2 separate regions of the Homo sapiens genome follow, and region 2 is linked to region 1. A link is a contact called in ENCODE Hi-C or POLR2A ChIA-PET data. All regions are on one chromosome and are shown on one strand. Each heading gives the region's core, a stretch centred on a gene start or an enhancer-like site at or near the end of the contact. The rest is flanking DNA. Distances are from core to core; before and after follow the strand shown. Region 1 overlaps SORL1 (sortilin related receptor 1). Region 2 overlaps SORL1 (sortilin related receptor 1).

Region 1 (4,421 bases), core at 918-3,417:
TCACTTCCTCAAGGATCACTTCCTGGTTTTCCCGGGACTGGAAGAAATCTGTACTTCGGAAGACAGTGGAGTAGCCAGAGGGTTCATGTCGTTCAATGTAGATGGTATTTGGTTTGTCATAGGGATCAATTCCCCTGGCAGAAAAAAAAAAAAAGGTTGTTATCATTTGCACATTTAATTACTAGAGGCATGGAAGTTTTGCAATGGGATAATCAACTAGAGTTTAGGCCTACCATGGTGTGACCCACAGATCATACTCTCTGTGCCTCAAACATATCCCTTTGGTTACTCCTTGACTCAGGATAGAGGGGACAAATTGCCATTTGCAAGGTGTTTTATGTTGTTTTCAAAGCATCCTGGGTTTAGCTCAAGGCAACCCTGCCCTGCTTAGGAAGAGCAAAAAGTAGTAGTACAAGATAAAATGTTTCAAAATTAATAAGCAAGGGACTGCTTGAAGCTATAAGCAAGTTTCTGGTCTAAAGTTATGAATCTCAGAGGAATGAAGGAGAGTTTTCCCAAGGTGCTACATCCTCTGAAGAACATTACTGGAGAAACCACACCATGAACCTCTGAGCCTGATCCTTCCAAGTGACGCTGCCCTGTCTCTGCCCTGTCCCCTACCAATGTCATGGATCTAGGCAATCTGGAGCTGCCTGTGCATTTCGTCTCCCATGAGGCTCTTCCACAAACTCTTTCTCAAACATACTGATCTCCTTGATGTCCTTCAGAAAGGGAGGGCACCTTTCTCCCACTGTGCTTTTGCAAACACCACACTCTCGTGAGGAGATGCCCTCTGCACGCACTCTGATCCCTCCATCCAATTCCTACTCTCCTCTGTCATCAAGTTCAAGTCTTCATCTTCCAGGAAGCCTTCCTCAGTGCTGTCCTCTCTTCTCCCAACACTAGCAATAACATCCCTCTGCAGCATCCAATTCCAAGCCTTTTACATGAGTTTGAACTCCAAACAAAGGTATAAAACCCCTTTAGTTGGGTGATTTTTTAGAATCAGTCTTATTCCTTTATGCAGTAATGCCTCTTAGACACTGTATTTTATTGTTCACCATTATGTATTTGTCTGAGCTTCCTAGACACAGTATAGATGCCTCGGAAGGCCATGTCTTAGATTTCATTTTACCCTATAGTATTCCTAGCTGAAGAGATACTTTCTGCATTGGATCTGTGGGGCAATTCAAGAAGCTAATCCAAAATGAAAACATAGAATGACCAGGCCAAACTACCTTGGAGAAGAACTTCTGAGCCAGTGATCCCCCAAGAATCCCCACACAGCAGCTCAGAGGACAACTTATCTGCTCCAGGTCTCCTAACATTCTCAAGAACACCAAGGCCATGGGAACCATTCAGCAAATGGAAAAAATAAATGGTAAAGTCGGGAAGATAGTCTTGTAGTGAGAATACAGAGTGATGACTCAAGGAAAAGCAGAAGGCCTCAGTTAGGTAACTGCCCTTATACAATCCCATATGCATGATGGCTCTCAGAATAATGAAGGTAATCGTGTCAAATTCCTTCAGAGATATACTGTCAAGAGCATATTCCCCCCACCCCTCCCAAAAAGGAAAATAAGAAACAGAAAAACAAGAACCTCTTTTGCCAGATGTAGTGGGTCACACCTGTAATCCCAACACTTTGGGAGGCTGAGGCCAGGGTAGGGAGGGGGACCATTTGAACCCAAGAGTTCAAGACCAGCCTGGGCAACATAGTGAGACTCCACCTCTACAAAAAATAAATTTAAAAAAATTAGCCAGGTATGCTGGCGTACACCTGTAGCCCCAGCTACTCAGGAGGCTGAGGTGGGTGGATTGAAGCCTGGAAGTTTGAGGCTGGGTGAGCCATGATTGTGCCACTGCACTCCAGCCTGGGCAACAGAGCAATACCCTGTCTTGAAAAAACAAAGAAAAAAGAGCTTCTTTTTACAATGGGAGCAAGACTTGAGTTTTGCCCTACAATCTGGATTCTTAGGGCAACGGAGAAACCAGCAGCTTTGGTCCTAGTGTGGGAGAACACTATTCTTCATTATCAGATCCTCTGTGTGCATGTGTGGGCGGGTGGTGGCATGTTCTCTTCTTTTCCACAATTAGAAGTACTGATTAAAGTACTTCCTCTAGCCAGAGGATATGCAAATTAAAATGAGGCTGCTTGGTATTTTTAAAACGGCAGAGAGGAAGGAACCTTTATTGAGCTATTTTGAGACCCAGCTCACCTCTATTATTCCTTCCTAGCCAAAAGCAGCAGCCAACACCTAGAGATAGAAAGAACTGTGACTTTCATCCCAATTTTCTTCCGTAATCCATATTTGGACCTCCCATTTCTGCAAGCTGCTCCACCTACAAGTTCTCATACTTTGCAATCACTTAGACTTCCAATGTCTTACGCTCACTGACACCTACTTTCTATTGTCTTTGTCCTCATTGAGAAATTCCAATCCTTGCTCTATCTCTGAGCAGTCACCAGCCTCACCTGGCCTCACCTGAAATCCCTCAATGATGCTCCACAGGGTATCTTTGAGTCCCCTCAGCCCCCTCCAGGTCTTCCACTGTTCTGTCTTGCCAATCTCAAGCTCCGGACCATGTAAATTTTTAGCTTTCCCACTCCTGCTGCTCCCAACTCGCCAAGCATTGTTGAACAAATGTATATCATTATTCTGAGAGACTAGATTACGCTTTCACTTATTATGGGGAAACCTAGGGGGAGAAATCCCACAAATAGCCTAAAATCCCCTAACCGACATGTCATTAGCTTCAATGAGATAAACCAGTCCTTTCTCCCAGGATATCTGTATATCTACACAGAGGCAGAAGGTACAATATGATTTTAGAACTTAAAATTTCTAAATTGTATGTTCCCTTATCTAGTAATTCTGCTGGTTTGCCCTCTTAATTTATAGTTTCTTAAGCAGATAAAAGAACAATTTTTCCCCTTAAAATTCAAATAAAGCAGAAGAAAGTTCTAATGGTTCTCCTTGAGCAGAGGGTGTCCTTGGATGAGACTGTGGTTATAATTTCACTAAGATCCCACAACTTTTGCTCAAGGAAAATAACAAAAGGGTCAGAAACAGCTACCCTCTGTGGAAACATAAACAGAATCTATGGGTGTCTGATGATGGTCAGCTGTAAGGCTCCTCAACATACCAGCTCCATCTTTACCTCTATTACTAAGGAAGCAATACCAACTAAAAGACATTTCACTTTACATGGAGAACTAAAAGAAACAAAGGCAGTATCTACATCTTCTGGGACCATTACACTTAATGAGGACTAAAATTACAAGTAAAAGTCTAAAAACAAATGAAAAACTAGGAGATAGAAATATAAATACACACACATACGATCTATCTCATATCACAGCCAAAGGGCTAATCTCGAATATATAAAGAGCTCCTTGAAACCAACAATGAAAAGACTAATAATCAAATAGAAAACAGGCATGAGATCAGGCACGGTGGCTCACACCTGTAATCTCAGCACTTTGGGAGGCCAAGGTGGGTGGATCACCTAAGGTTGGGAGTTCAAGACCAGCCTGGCCAACATGGTGAAACTTCATATCTACTAAAAATACAAAAATTAGCCAGGCATGGTGGTGGGTGCCTGTAATCCCAGCTTCTCGGGAGACTGAGACAGGAGAATCACTTGAATCCGGGAGGCAGAGGTTGCTGTGAGCCAAGATCACGCTACTACACTCCAGCCTGGTCATACTTAAACAGACAAACAAACAAATAAATAAAACAAACCATAATCCCAGCACTTTGGAAGGCCAAGGTGGGAGGATTGCTTGAGGCCAGGTGTTTGAGATCAGCCTGGGAAACATAGGGAGACCTCCTTTCTACAAAAAAATGTAAAAATTAGCTAGGGATGGCTGCACATGCCTGTAGTCCTAGCTACTTGAGAGGGTGAGGTGGGAGGATCACTTGAGCCCAAGAGTTTGAAGCTGCTGTAAGCTATGATAGTGTCACTGCACTCCAGCCTGGGTAACAGAGTGAGACTCTCACTAAAAAATATAAAATAAAAATAAATAAAATTAGCCAGGCGTGGTGGCAGGCACCTGTAATCCCAGCTACTCAGGAGGCTGAGGCAGAGAATTGCTTGAACCCTGGAGACGGAGGTTGCAGTGAGCCAAGATCACGCCACTGCACTCCAGCCTGGGCAACAGAGCAAGACTCCGTCTCAAAAAAAAAAAAAAATGACCCTTAAGCAGATTAAAAGATGTTCTAACTCATAATAAGGAAAATGCAAATTAAACCACAGAGATAATATTTCTTCCCTAACACATTGGCTGTGGAGGGAGACACTATTCTATATTGTTGAGATGAGTGCAAACTTGACACTTTCTATATCAAATCTGGCACTCTCTACCAAAGTTACAATTTTAAGGATTTATTCACTGTGGATATATCAGTGCACAAAAC
Region 2 (4,421 bases), core at 705-3,204, 40 kb before region 1:
TCCCACATTCTGGAACTGTGGGGCTGCTTCCAGAGCCCAGGTCCAGAAAAGACAGCTGCTCTGCTGCGTGGAGTCTTTTCAGGGGCTTTTCAGGATTTCCAGAGAGAAGCCCCTATGAAATTGGATGTCTTAGAAAAAAAAGATGCTTTGGGGCAAGTTCAAAATATTATTACTGACTACGAAAAATATCATCATGCTGACAAGCAAACCGCAGCGAAGAAACAGAAATTGATCTTCTCTTCCGTGATCAAGCTGACAAACGTGTTTGAATCTTCTTCGGTCAGGGTGCAAAAATGCAACAGCCCCTTCTCTGACGAAAAAGCCACTGCTCCTATGCCTCCCGTGAGCAGGTTCACAGGAGCAGCGGGCTGAATGAACGAATAAGTGGATCCCCAGTGCAGGTTCTTATTTACCCATTTCAGACATGTAGACACAAGAGCAAAACAAAGTGTTCCACTTCTTGCTCTCAATTTCAATTAACAATAACAAAGGTAACAGTCTCAGAGGAGACTCAAGGCAGAAGCTGAAACAAATAACAGTCAACTCCTAGATATCTGTGCTAATCAGGGAGAGAAAGACATGCATAACTTAAAAGAACATCGACCAAAAAAAAAAAAAACCCTAATGTTTACTTTGAGCAATGCTTCAATTGCTGTCCCCACTACAACCTATTTGAGTTACTAATGCTACTTTACTTGGCTTCCCTCCCTAAAGATGAGTAAAATCAGAGCAGAAAGCCCTCTTTCAAACAACCCCCTCCTCCCAGCCTCTCTCTCTGCATCTGGCTCAGAAACATCACAGAGCCACAGTGGGCACAGGCAGCTCCCGATCAGTGCCCCACTTGCCTTTGCATCCTTGGTATCCAGCACAGCATCCGCTTCATTGTAGATGTTCGACAGTTGTCTGTGTAATGGACCTGAAATGATTCCTAACAGAAATATGCTCAAGTTCCAGTGTGGGCATTAACTCCTGACTAATCTCTTATTCCCTCATGTGAAAACTAAGGAAAGTAGATTAGGTCATCTCTGGTGTCTCTTGGGTACTACCGGGTTGCACACATCCAGGGAGCCTCCACTCACATCTGTGCTCTAGGGGTTGTCATTGACATGGAGCACAGTGGCAGTGGTCCCCTTGGAGCTGTGCAATTGGCACACTAGCTCGGTCTCCTCTAGTTTTATAAATCAGTTAAAAAAAAAAAAACCATAAGCAATCTTGGATGATTAAGTATGCATGACCTATTTCAATCAAATATTTGCTAAGTGCCTGGTAACCTACATCGAGCAGAAATATTTACCTACAAAGACCTTACTAACGAGTTGCAGAATTCAGGCGCATCATGTAAAGGTAACTAACATAAGGAGTCAGAATATGATCAATGCCAAATGAATGGGACAGCCTATACATGCTACGAGTCATAAAGGAAAAGAGATCTCTGTGACTGGGGAGGCCAAACTTAGAAGGGGCCTGAGGCCCTAGCCCAGCAACAGATATCCAGTCTTGTCAGAAGCCACCTGTCCTTGTGCATGGGTGTCACAGTAAATCACCATTGTAGTCTGAGAATATCAACTAACTTGAATATTATTTCTTGCTTTTCAGAGCAGCAGGGGAAGAAGCAAAATACCTCTGTGAACAACACACTGAGTAAATGCCAGGTGGCTACACAGATTTAGGCCAAGCTCAGGTTGTTATGTGGGACACATGCACCTGTCAATAGGAGGCTTGTATGTATTTTCGTATTTTCAAATGCTTTATTTGAACTATTCAAACAGACACCTCCAAATGAAACCTATACAAATAGAGGAATGCTACAGTGACCATAATCCCCCAAAGTCTACAACCCCCAAGTCATTTCAAAATGTCTGGGGAAGGCTTTATGATTTTCTGGCAGCAAGTTTATTTTCCTGATCATGTTTTGCTCCAGCTCGTGCAGAATGACGCTGCGTTCCCTGAGCACATATGCACCGACAGATGGTGTAAGAGGACTAGAATCACACTAACTCCTTCAGAGGAGCCAGTTTGGAATGCAAATTTAATTTTCAGAGAAGTTAAACAAGGCAAATCGAGAACTGACTCTGAAATCTGAAAGCCATACAAAGAATGAAATGTATTCCTAGGAAGCCAAACTATGTCCCCTACGTGCGTATTACACACATAGCAGTATACCAAACACTACAATTGTTTCGTCGCCCACCTTTCAACTACAGGGTGGCAGGCATCCTATTCATCTACAGATACACAGCATCTGGCACAATCGGTGCTTGGTGAACATGTGAAATGAAAATTAAATTAATGGGTATATAAATGATAGCACAAATGTGGGAAGTACTGTGCTCTGTGATGGTCGTTGTCTGAGCAAACACCAATCTGAATATGAATACAGAGTGTTGCACACAAACAGGACCTCTTCGGAGTATCACCTCTAAAGAAATAGCTAACCAGTGCTACACAGAACAGAGAACAGCCAGGTGGAATGCCAAACACCAGTACTTTGCTTCTCTCTCCTTCTCTGAGGCCAGGCTGCTCAGCACATGTCAAATTAACCACAGGGAAAAAAAAACAGCTGCTAAGATCTCTTTTTCCAAACCACCCACCTCTCACTTACTGCTGGCCCCGTTTCTAAAAGGAGCAAAGAAAAAGAAAGCTTTGTCCTTGCAATAAACAAGAGAGTTACAGAAGCCCTCTCCAGATCCTTCACCAATCCATCTAATGGGTTCAGCTCAAAAACAGGGAGAAGTGTGGTCCAGCATGAACTTGACCTAACATGAACCATTCAGAAACGAGCCAAAGGTAATCAGAGGACTGGTTCTGATAAAATCAGAACATAAGGGTGTAGAGGTTACAAACTCTTGACAGTTTTGCTTTTCAGAACAATATATTGCAAAGAATGTAGGACGCAATCGAAAAACCCAAGTGCTAATCCTGTCTCTGTCACTAACAAAGGGAATGACCCTGGGCAAGTTACTTTGCCTTGCTGAGCCTGTTTTCTCATCTGTGAAATGATGCAGTTAACCCTAAACACCCCTTCCAGCTCCATGAGACCCCCCACCAACCTAACGCACCAAAAGTCAATGGCTATCAAGTTGTATGCATTCTGTAATTGTTACTGATGTATTATTATTATTATTATTGCTATTTATTATTAGTCTTTCTATGTAATAAAGACACAAAGCAAAGAAGGACAAATTAAAGAGCCTCCACTTAATTATTTGGCCATTATTATTAATTGCCCTCTTGCTCACAATCTCCCTTTGTGATAGAAAGGACAGGTTCTTATATTCCCATTTGGGAGATAAAGAGTTTAAATCGGGGTGGGCACAGTGGCTCACACCTGTAATCCAAGCATTTTGGGAGGCCGAAGCAGGTGGATCACCTGAGGTCAGGGGTTCGAGACTAGCCTGATCAACATGGTAAAACCGTGTCTCTACTAAAATTACAAAAATTAGCCGGACGTGGTGGCAGGTGCCTGTAATCCCAGACTCAGGAGGCTGAGGCAGGAGAATCGCTTCAACCCAGGAGGTGGAGGTTGCAGTGAGCTGAGATCGCACCATTGTATTCCTGCCTGGGGGAGAGAGCAAGACTCCATCTCAAAAAAAAAAAAAAAAGTTTAACTCATATCCAGAGATCACAAATTGTGCTGTCAACAACATAGTGCTATAGAGAGATAATCCAATTATAATCACAGACGTAAATTTCTGGGAGAAAGTTTGATGTTAAAAGGCCTCATCAGAGACACTTACTTTAGCTCGTTGGTTTCCATGCCCTGGGCAATGGCCGTGATGATTCCGCCGTGGTCTCCCCATGTGTAGTAGTGAGGTCCAGGAAGTGCCTGAAGAGGAAAAATCCATGGTGACACCACTGCTGTGGAGGTAATTGTGCAGAAACCATGTACACATGCCCACAGGCATGCACACACGTGCACATAGACATAACAGCAATGACAACCACTTGAAAACAATTTTTCCGTTTACAGAAGACATTGACATCCATTATCTCATCTGTTCCACACAATCCTAGGGACAGGTGGAGCAAGTTCTAGTATCTCAATTTTTTTCCCAAATGAAGAAACACGGGCTTAATATTAAAATGGTAGACTGTGAACAGCAGAGGTAGGACTCAAATCCAAATCTATGACTCCCACCAACCCTTGATTAAAAATTAAGTAACTGGGGTTTCAGTTCTACTATGACAGTATTAGCCCTCTATAGCCCATCCTTCCTGCTAATTACAGCTGAAAACTCTGGACAAAAAACAACTACCAGTGGATGCTGAAAAGTAAACGAAAGCAAGCCGCTTGTGGAGATTTAAAACCTAGAGAAGCTACACACACAAGTCATGAATATCCTGGTAAAGCTTTGCCCGAAGGAAAAGTCCCAGTCATGGGGTGCACCTCAGTCTCAGTCACAGCTAAAACTGCAATAGAT

What was found. A loop is a pair of places that touch in the nucleus more often than their neighbours do. ChIA-PET counts read pairs that join two places held with the same protein, here RNA polymerase II (POLR2A). Pooled maps may share reads with other maps.
Region 2: a map of posterior cingulate gyrus shows a loop between it and region 1 (12-fold over the local background). The contact joins two enhancer-like sites. A Hi-C loop is called at or near these places in 6 of 168 maps with a recorded cell type or tissue (B cell, CD4-positive, alpha-beta T cell, CD8-positive, alpha-beta T cell and 3 more), 9 of 37 single-sample maps with no recorded cell type and 12 of 50 pooled maps. POLR2A ChIA-PET finds 5 or more read pairs at or near these places in 8 of 52 experiments (CD8-positive, alpha-beta T cell, OCI-LY7, activated CD4-positive, alpha-beta T cell and 4 more).

Annotation. Positions count from the first base shown.
Region 1 is chr11:121,492,582-121,497,002 of GRCh38, reverse strand. SORL1 (sortilin related receptor 1) reads right to left here. Exons shown (of 48, transcript NM_003105.6): 6 at 1-134. Among named protein-coding and RNA genes, the nearest start is that of SORL1-AS1, 42 kb to the right of the region's middle. Within about 2 kb of position 2,167, at least 5 of the 41 ENCODE cell types and tissues checked have a DNase peak (open chromatin) inside an H3K27ac peak, as active enhancers do; they include OCI-LY7, where a contact is called at or near this core.
Region 2 is chr11:121,531,869-121,536,289 of GRCh38, reverse strand. SORL1 (sortilin related receptor 1) reads right to left here. Exons shown (of 48, transcript NM_003105.6): 12 at 3,738-3,826. Among named protein-coding and RNA genes, the nearest start is that of SORL1-AS1, 81 kb to the right of the region's middle. Within about 2 kb of position 1,954, at least 2 of the 41 ENCODE cell types and tissues checked have a DNase peak (open chromatin) inside an H3K27ac peak, as active enhancers do; they include OCI-LY7, where a contact is called at or near this core.